2 separate regions of the Homo sapiens genome follow, and region 1 is linked to region 2. A link is an interaction called in ENCODE POLR2A ChIA-PET data of the cell type or tissue named here. Cell type or tissue: B cell. All regions are shown on one strand. Links, peaks and the distances in the headings refer to the core of each region. The heading gives the core; the rest is flanking DNA.

Region 1 (4,381 bases), core at 147-4,146, 290 kb after region 2:
GGTGTCATAGTGTCAAGCTCTGGAGCACCATTGTCCTTGTCTGAGAGGTGCACGTGGGTGGAATTGGGTGTTGGACTGGGCACAGCACCCAACACGCAGCAAGTGCTTCGTAGGTCTTCTGCGGACTGAATCTCATGCCTCACTCAGGTCTCTGTCTCCTTGCTGCTGCACCTGCAGCTTCTCCCCGTTCTTATCCTTGTCCCTGCTCAGTCTCAAGTGGCTTCCATTGCCACCTCCCAAGGGCTGCCCTAAGCATTGTCTCAGGCCCCTACAGCCTGGCTTGGGACTGCCCTACCTCTCCTGTGCCCACATTCACCCTTTGTCTTAGAAGTCCCACCTGCCCTTCAAGCTTGGGTGTCTCTAAAATTCCCCTGCCTGCTGCCTTCTGGACTTGCTGAGCCCTGTTCCCAGCACCTGGGCAGCTGCAGGAAGTGGGGGCAATAGGGTGATTGGCAGAGGACCCTCCAGGAGGTTCCTCTGCAGAGTTACTGGGGGTGAGGCCCAGCCTCTTTGATTGTTTGCTTCCAGAGCAGGAAAAGTCCTGGTCTTGGTTAAAGCAAGTGTGGGATTCTCCCATTCGTCTGATAACCCCTGAGAACATTGTTGTGTCCATTTCTGAACAGAAGGCTGTTGGGAGCAAGGAGGCTCTGGGAGACCCAAGGGCCTTTCAGGGGGCTGGGTGGTGGCAGTGGTCTGCTGTTGGTATGAGGAAGCCTGGCTTGGGTGGGAGCTGGGGCCCTGTGAATACCTGAAGCACAGATGGGTCTGACAGTTGGGGAGAGGCAGCTATAGGCATCCAAAGATGATGACCATGTGGCTACACTGTTGTCACTAATTGTTGGGCAATTCTCTCCCCGCTGGGCCTCTCTTTCCCCACTTTTAGAATATGGGGCAGGGGGTCATGAAGGAATCTTTAGGGACCCTTACACTTTTAAAAATGTCTGAAACTCCCACATCGAGCCCTGGTGCTGTTTCTTCCTGTAGGGCCTGGCGACTGGGCACTTGTGTATCTCAATCATCCTGGGACCTGGCCAGGGAATCTGCCCAGCCCTAGGCATGCGGATGGTGTGCTCCAGGCCAGCCCTGCCAGCATGTGGAGGCGTGGACCTGGCCACCCTCCATGGGATTCAAGGCAGGCACAGCTGTGATGGAGCAGCTCGTCTTTGGGGATGCCAAGCGAGCATGCTTTGTGGCTTAGCAGGTGGATCCAGAGGAAGGCCAGGCCCAGTGCTGGGAGCCCCTGGGCCCCTGGGGGTGCCTGGCACCACCTGAGCAGGACCGACTGTATATGATGTCTGTCCCTGTGAACTCCATACTGACTCCACAGGGGGAGTCTGGGCCCTGCCTGGTCTCCCAGGAGCTTGCGGCCCTGGATGAGCCGCTGCCTGTCTGGGCCGTGATAGGTTAATGATGATGCCTGTTACCTTGGCCCAGTGCTCTGTGAGCCCCCAAGGTCAGGGAGTGGTGTCCCTGTGCCCTTGTGTCTGAGCATCCGGCCCAGGTCCATATAGGATTCCTGCTAGGTCTCCCCTGTCACTTAGGGACCACAGTCCCTTCCTTTGAGGGAGGAGATCAGTTTCTTCTTTGTCAGTTTTGGGCATCCCCCAGTCAGTCAGACCTGCTTCCCCACATAGGTGGACCAGATGAAACTGTTACACACATCGGGGGTAAGAAAGATTTGGTTTCTTCTCAGACAGTACACCAGCTGTTTGAGGTGGTGGTGGCTGGTGGCCAGGGCTGGCCAGGACTATGCAGGCTTTGACAGGTAAAGCATTGGCCTTAGACCCTGTGTTGTCCAGTGTTCAGAGTGTGGCCTCTGAAGCCGAACTCTGGAGCAGGAGAGGGCCCAATGTGGCTGCCTAGCTGCCTCCTTGGGCTCAAACCCTGCTGTCCCAAGCTGGGCTCTGCTCTGCTGTGGGAGGTGGATGGAGAGATGGGGACTGAGTGGCAGGCAGGCTCCCCTTGCCACCCTCAGAGCATTGCAGGCCAGGGTTAGGGTTAGGAGGAGGTCACTGGGGGCCCAGCTTCTTTTTTAGAAGCTACTGTGTTTTAAAAAATCATACATTCACTTTAAGAACAGCAGAAAGTGGAGAGAACAGTGTCAATAGGACCTGTGTAGATGGCGCAGGACAAATGTGGGGAGCACTGGGTGTTTCTCTCTGCCAGCTCTTCTTCCCTTGTGAGTGTGTGATGTGTACAAGACACCATCAAACACAGGGGAAAGGCTTTGTGCATCTGTAATAGTTGTTTTTTGTTAAAGTTAGTTTGTTGCTACTCTGAGATACATAAAAGCAGGTTTAATTCAAGTAGATAAAGACAGGAAGGTTTCTGTGGATCCAGAGGTTCTGTGGTACTTCTAACTTATACTGTTGTGTTACTATATGAAATAATTGTCATGGTTTGCTTTTTATAGTTGGCTTTTTACTTTTTAATTTATTATTATTATTATTTATTTATTTTGGTAGAGTCAGGGTCTCACTGTGTTGCCCAGGCTGCTCTTGAACTCCTGGGCTTGAGCGATCCTCCCGCCTTGGCCTGCAAAGTGTTGGGATTAGAGATGTGAGCTACCACGCCTGATCTATAGTTTGCTTTTTTTTTTTTGAGACGGAGTTTCGCTTTTGTTGCCCAGGCTGGAGTGCAATGGCGCGATCTTGGCTCACCACAACCTCCGCCTCCCAGGTTCCAGCGATTCTCCTGCCTCAGCCTCCCTAGTAGCTGGGATTATAGGCATGTGCCACCATGCCCGGCTAATTTTTTTTGTATTTTTAGTAGAGATGGGGTTTCTCCATGTTGGTCAGGCTGGTCTCGAACTCCTGACCTCAGGTGATCCGCCTGCCTTGGCCTCCCAAAGTGCTGGGATTACAGGCATGAGCCACCACGCCCAGCCTTTTTTTTTTTTTTTTTGAGACGGAGTCTTGTTATGTTGCCCAGGCTGGAGTACAGTAGCTCGATCTTGGCTCACTGTAACCTCTGCTTCCCGAGTTCAAGTGATTCTCATGCCTCAGCCTCCTGAGTAGCTGGGATTACAGGTGCGCGCCACCACACCTGGCTAATTTTTGTATTTTTAGTAGAGACGAGGTTTCTCCATGTTAGCCAGGCTGGTCTCGAACTCCTGACCTCGGGTGATCTGCCTGCCTCAGCCTCCCAAAGTGCTGGGATTACAGGCGTGAGCCACTGCGCCTGGCTGCTTTACTCATTATTTACTTATTTATTTATTTATTCATATTATTATTATTATTATTATTATTATTTGAGACAGAGTCTAGCTCTGTTGCCCAGCGTGGAGTGCAGTGGCACGATCTCGACTCACTGCAAACTCTGCCTTCCAGGTTCAAGCAATTCTCCTGCCTCAGCCTCCCGAGTAGCTGGGATTACAGGAGCCCACCACCACGCCCGGCTAATTTTTGTATTTTTAGTAGAGATGAGGTTTCACCATGTTGGTCAGACTGGTCTCAAACTGTTGACCTCAGATGATCCACTCGCCTCAGCCTCCCAAAGTGCTGGGATTACAGGCGTGAGCCACCGCGCCCAGCCTTTACTCATTTTTTAAAGCCACCTTCTTTGTTGGATGTTTCCACATAATCAAAGGTGGAGAGAGTAATAGAGTGAGTCCATGTATGCTCCTGCCCTGCACCTGCAGTTTGCAGCTGTGGCCGGTCTTGTTTCTACCGCAGTTCATCCTGTGTAGCTGTGTCTGTAAGTATATCAGTTGTTTTGCTAAGAAAATAGAATCTTTTCTTTTTTTTTTTGAGATGGAGTCTCACTCTGTCACCCAGGCTGGAGTACAATGGCGCGATCTCGGCTTACTGCAAGCTCCGCCTCCTGGGTTCACACCATTCTCCTGCCTCAGCTCCCCCCCGCCCCCCCGCAGTAGCTGGGACTATAGGCGCCTGCCACCATGCCCAGCTAATAGAAAATAGAATCTTTTCTTACAAAACTTAACCATTGTTGAACTTTCACACCTAAGAAACTAACAAAAATTCTTTAGTGTCATCTGTTGTCCAGTCAGTGTTTGGATTTCCCCAGTTTGGCTCATAAATTTCATTTTACAGTTACTTTGTTTCTTCAGAAGCCAAGCAGGATCTGCAGGTTGCATTTGGTTGAAGGCCTTCTCAATTTTTTTTTTTTTTTTTTTTTTTTTTTGGAGACAGTCTCGTTCTGTCGCCCAGGCTGGAGTGCAGTGGCGTGATCTTGGCTCACTGCAATCTCTGCCTCCTGTGTTCAAGCAACTCTCCTACCTCAGCCTCCAAAGTAGCTGGGACCATAGGTGCACACTGCCACACCTGGCTAATTTTTTGTATTTTAGTAGAGGCGGGGTTTCACCATGTTGCCCGGGCTGGTCTTGAATTCCTGAGTTCAGGCAATCAGTCTGCCTCGGCCC
Region 2 (4,381 bases), core at 127-4,126:
TGACCAAAGCCACAGCCTCTTCCCAGCTCCATTTGCAACTGGGAGCACACAGTGCACTGTCAGTGGACACTTGTTGGATGGAACCTGGGAGGCAGGGGAGGCCTGCCAGCCCTGGGGCTCAGTGTTCCACTCTGTAACATGGGGGTCTTGTGCGCTGCCAGAGGTTTCCAGAGGAAGGTGAGGGTCTGGCTTGGGAGTTTCCTCTTTCCTCAGACCTTAGCTGAGGTGTTGCCACCCCCAGGAAGCCTTCCTCAACCCTTGATTTGCCTGACTCAGCACCCATGGGCCATGGTGGCCTGGGAGGGGACCCATGCAGAAGTCTGGTGGTGGCAGAGTTCTTGGCTTGGTGAGTTTTTCTAAAATTAGATAATAATTGTGGAAATCTAAAACAGTTTGTTTTGCCTTTTTTTTTTTTTTTTGACAAAGTCTTGCTCTGTCACCCAGGCTGGATTGCAGTGGCATGAGTTCAGCTCACTGCAACCTCCACCTCCTGGGTACATGCAATTCTCCTGCCTCAGACTTCCAAGTAGCTGGGATTACAGGCATGCACCACCACGCCCAGTTAATTTTTGTATTTTTAGTAGAAACAGGGTTTCACCATGTTGGTCAGAGTGGTCTTGAGCTCCTGACCTCAGGTGATGCACCCTCCCTGGCCTCTCAAAGTGCTGGGATTACAAGTGTGAGCCACTGCGCCCAGCCTGTTTTGCTTTATTCTTGATTTTAGTTTTTACTCAATAGAAAAATGAGATTTTTGTTCTGAAAACCTCTCACAATAGACCACGTCCAGAAAGTTCTTTTGCAAAAGGTAAGAGTCAGGGAAGCATTGGTGGCCTCATGGGTGTCCTCTCTTTTTAAAAACTGTATTACCTTTTAAAAACTAAAAGCAAAAAAAGAAAAAAAAAAAGTAACCTGACCTTGAAGCTCTAGCAGGCCAGATGTTTGCAGAGAAAACAATTTTCCCAAAAATGTTTTCTGCTGGGCCATCTGGAGCCCTCAACACCCACCACTTATCCTCCTAAAGCAAGGCAAGAGCCCTGTCCCCACTGTGCAGAGCGACAAAGGCCCCTCCCCGGGGGTACTCCCCTGCTGGGGCCTGAGCTGTGACCACCAGACTGTCCTACCTGGCTGCAGCCTGCACAAGCAGATCAGTCAGCCTGGGTGACATGACATCGAGCTGCCGCCCTCAGGTTCAGAAATGGTGATGCAGAGACACAAAGCAAGGCGCCCAGAGGGCAGAAGGAATGACAGATTCATGGAACAGCTACTACCAAACACCTACTGCATGCCAGGCCAGTTTAGAAGCTGGGATACAGCTGGGCCTAGGAGGGACAAACTCTGGCCAGGGGCTGCTCCCCCCATGCTCATCCTGCACACCAAGGCCTTTACCTGGCCACCACTGGGCTGGCAGATAGCAGGTCATCTTTTTTCCCACCCCTCAACTCTTTTTGTACTTTCTGAATTTTCCACAATGAGCATGTATCTATTCTCTGATAAGAAACAAGGATTTTAAATGCTTTGTAAATGTAAACTATTGCAAAATTTCCCACGGCCATTCTGATGTTCACTTGTCGGGAAAGATGTGGACTGACCTGGGTCCTCGGCTGCTAGGATTACACGGCATTACCATGCTCTAAGGAGTTACAACCAAGCATAGGATTTCAGGTGGGGGGTTGTGCTTTCATTGGCCTGGAGCTGTTCCCAGTTAAGCTGGCAGGTCAGGGGGTGCACAGGTGGGTCAAGGGCAGCCCGAGGCTTAATGCTGAAGAGCCAGTTAAGCTTCTTTGATGCCCGGCACCTGCGTAGCGAGCAGCGTGGGCCGCCAAGTGCCTGGTCACTGGAGAAGGGTGAGAGCCTCGCCTCCTCCCTCCCCACAGGCTTCCTGCCAGCTCCCACCCTGCCCCCGAAAGAGCAGTGGCTGCTCTGCCCTCACCAGCCCCCAGGCTCAGCGTGTTTTCATCCTGCCTCTTCACCAGCCCTCTGGTGGCCTCAGGTAAGCCCACACCCCCTGGGCTCCAGTTTCCCCACCTCCTCTCAAAAAGGGCTGAATCAGAGGGTCCTGACAGCCTGGGGCAGGTGCAGTGTGTCTGGCAGCCATGCCGCTGAATCTCAGAGTCTCTGCTCAGGCTGCTGAGGTTCCCTGGCTTATACCTTTGGAGAAGGCATTCCTGCCCGCCCCCCCGCCAGGGGGTATGGGGGTTACATCTGGATATGGCCCTCGGGTGGCCTCTCAGTGGCCTGTAAGGCTGGCTGAGACTCATCCATACAGAGACATCAGAGAGACTCAGCCTTAGGAAGCTCCTTGGAAGTCTCCTGTTTTACAGATGGGGAGACTGAGGCCTGCGGCGAGGGGAGAGTCTCCCTACAAACCAGGCTTTGGAGCCTGTCTGGGGTCAGCCTGTGGGACCTGGGCATGTGACTTGGGCTCTCCTTGCCTCAGTTTCCTCCCACTCCCCCACACAAAATGGGCATGCTAGGACTCCTGTCCCAGGGCCAAGGGTGGAGCCTGTGATAGATGGAGCTTTGCTGCATCTTTGGAGGAAAGTGGAGAGCAGGAAGGGCTGCTGGCGGCTCCCTGTCTACACTTGCCTCTCCCTCTGCCTGCGCTGGCAGCTCCAGTTTTCTAATAATCACCCAGTTACGTTGATGAGGGCTTCACCATCCCCATTTTACAGATGGGAAACTGAGGCTTAAGCTTGTGAGTCACATATTTGCTAAGTGGCTGCCTTAGTTGCAAAGGACAAAAACCCAAGTTAAACCCATGGATGAATAAGGAGGCAGGTTGTGGGTGATGGGGAAATGTGTCTGCAGGGCTCCATCTGTCTCTCCATCGCTCAGCATGCATTTCTCTGTCTATCGGCCTTATTCCACCCCACCATGGATGCTGCAGCTTTGGGGTTCTGAGCAAAGACCTCGCAGCTCACAGTCCTAGAGGCAGAGCAAGGCTCTCTCCCAGGATCCTAACATCTCATCCCAGGATGGATCACCCTCATCACTGTGGCCAGGTAGAGGCACTTGGCTGGGCAAGGGTTCCAGTACCTCTGTACCTGTCACTGGATAACCACAGATACTTCTTAGAATGGCAATAATCCTTTCCTTTGCTCACAAACCTACAATTTAGGCAGGACCCAGCATCTGGTCTCTGCTCCACGGGGAGGTTCAGCTGGAGCACAGATCCATTCCCAGGCCGGCTCATCACAGGCCGACACTCTGGTGCAGGCTGTTGACTACTCTCCCTAGGGCGGCTTGAGCTTTCTCACAGCCTACTGGCTGGCTTTCCAGGAGCAAGCATTCCAGAGGACAGGAAGTGGAAGCTGCCAGTTTCTCAAGGCCTCAGCCCAGAAACGACACTGCTGTTATATTATTTTCACCAAAAATAGAGCTCAGAGTCAAAGACCTCACTTTCAATGGGAGTGTCAACAAATTGAAGTGCCACTGTGCTTTGGATACGAGCACCAGACCAGGTTGTTCTCAACCACTTCTTGAGTATCTGCTGTGCACCTGAGCTCCAGAAGCCTGCTCCACATTAGAACACCAAGATCAAGCTGAGACCCAAAATGTAAGCATGATCCCATGACTTTTATTTTTTTCCCTTTTTTTTTTTTTTTTGAGATGGAGTCTCGCTCTGTTGCCCAGGCTGGAGTGCAGTGGCACGATCTCGGCTCACTGCAAGCTCCGCCTCCCAGGTTCACACCATTCTTCTGCCTCAGCCTCCCGAGTAGCTGGGACTACAGGCGCCCACCACCACGCCTGGCTATTTTTTTGTATTTTTAGTAGATACAGGGTTTCACCGTGTTAGTCAGGATGGTCTCGATCTCCTGACCTCATGATCCGCCCGCCTCGGCCTCCCAAAGTGCTGGGATTACAGGCGTGAGCCACCGCACCCAGCCCCCATTTTTTTTTGATAAAACACAGACACACACATATACAGACAGATCCAAACACAGGGAGTGGCTGGAGGGTGCTAAGTGTGTGGTGGTAATACCGGGTGGAGATACAGGTGAGGTGCTTGTTCTTAGTGCCTACCCGTATTTGCTAAACTGTTTAGCGGAATGTCCCATTTCATTTGTCTGTACTTCTGAGCTGTAAGGATGCTGTCTTAGGAGGCAGGCGGGTGCAGCCCATTACCAGAGACAAGACCATCTTTCGTAGTCAGTCATGAGCGCATATGAATCTGATGATGGTGTGCAGTTTGTTTTTTCCCTTAGGCCTGGCTTAACCCAGGTGGGTCCAAGCTCACGGGGCCATCCAGGGTCTCCCTGCGCTTTTTTCTTCTCTATTTTTTTGAGACAGAGTCTTACTCTGTTGCCGAGGCTGGAGTGCAGAGGCACGATCTCAGCTCACTGCAATCTCTGCCTCCCAGGTTCAAGCGATTCTCCTGGCT

Evidence for each region. ChIA-PET counts read pairs that join two places held together with the same protein. Peaks named below come from ENCODE experiments on the same cell type or tissue, not always from the same donor. Only the 100,000 strongest peaks of a DNase experiment are listed, where the experiment ranks them.
Region 1: POLR2A ChIA-PET joins it to region 2 with 6 read pairs; 3 of 35 experiments call an interaction of 5 or more read pairs at or near these places.

The regions. Positions count from the first base shown.
Region 1 is chr9:92,757,075-92,761,455 of GRCh38, reverse strand. All of the region lies in intron 1 of BICD2 (BICD cargo adaptor 2), which reads left to right. Among named protein-coding and RNA genes, the nearest start is that of BICD2, 5.6 kb to the left of the region's middle. In B cell, for the core only: no CTCF peak of the experiment used is centred there; no DNase peak of the experiment used is centred there; H3K27ac peaks cover 1,232 bases.
Region 2 is chr9:93,050,817-93,055,197 of GRCh38, reverse strand. No RefSeq gene overlaps it. Among named protein-coding and RNA genes, the nearest start is that of SUSD3, 5.7 kb to the left of the region's middle. In B cell, for the core only: no CTCF peak of the experiment used is centred there; no DNase peak of the experiment used is centred there.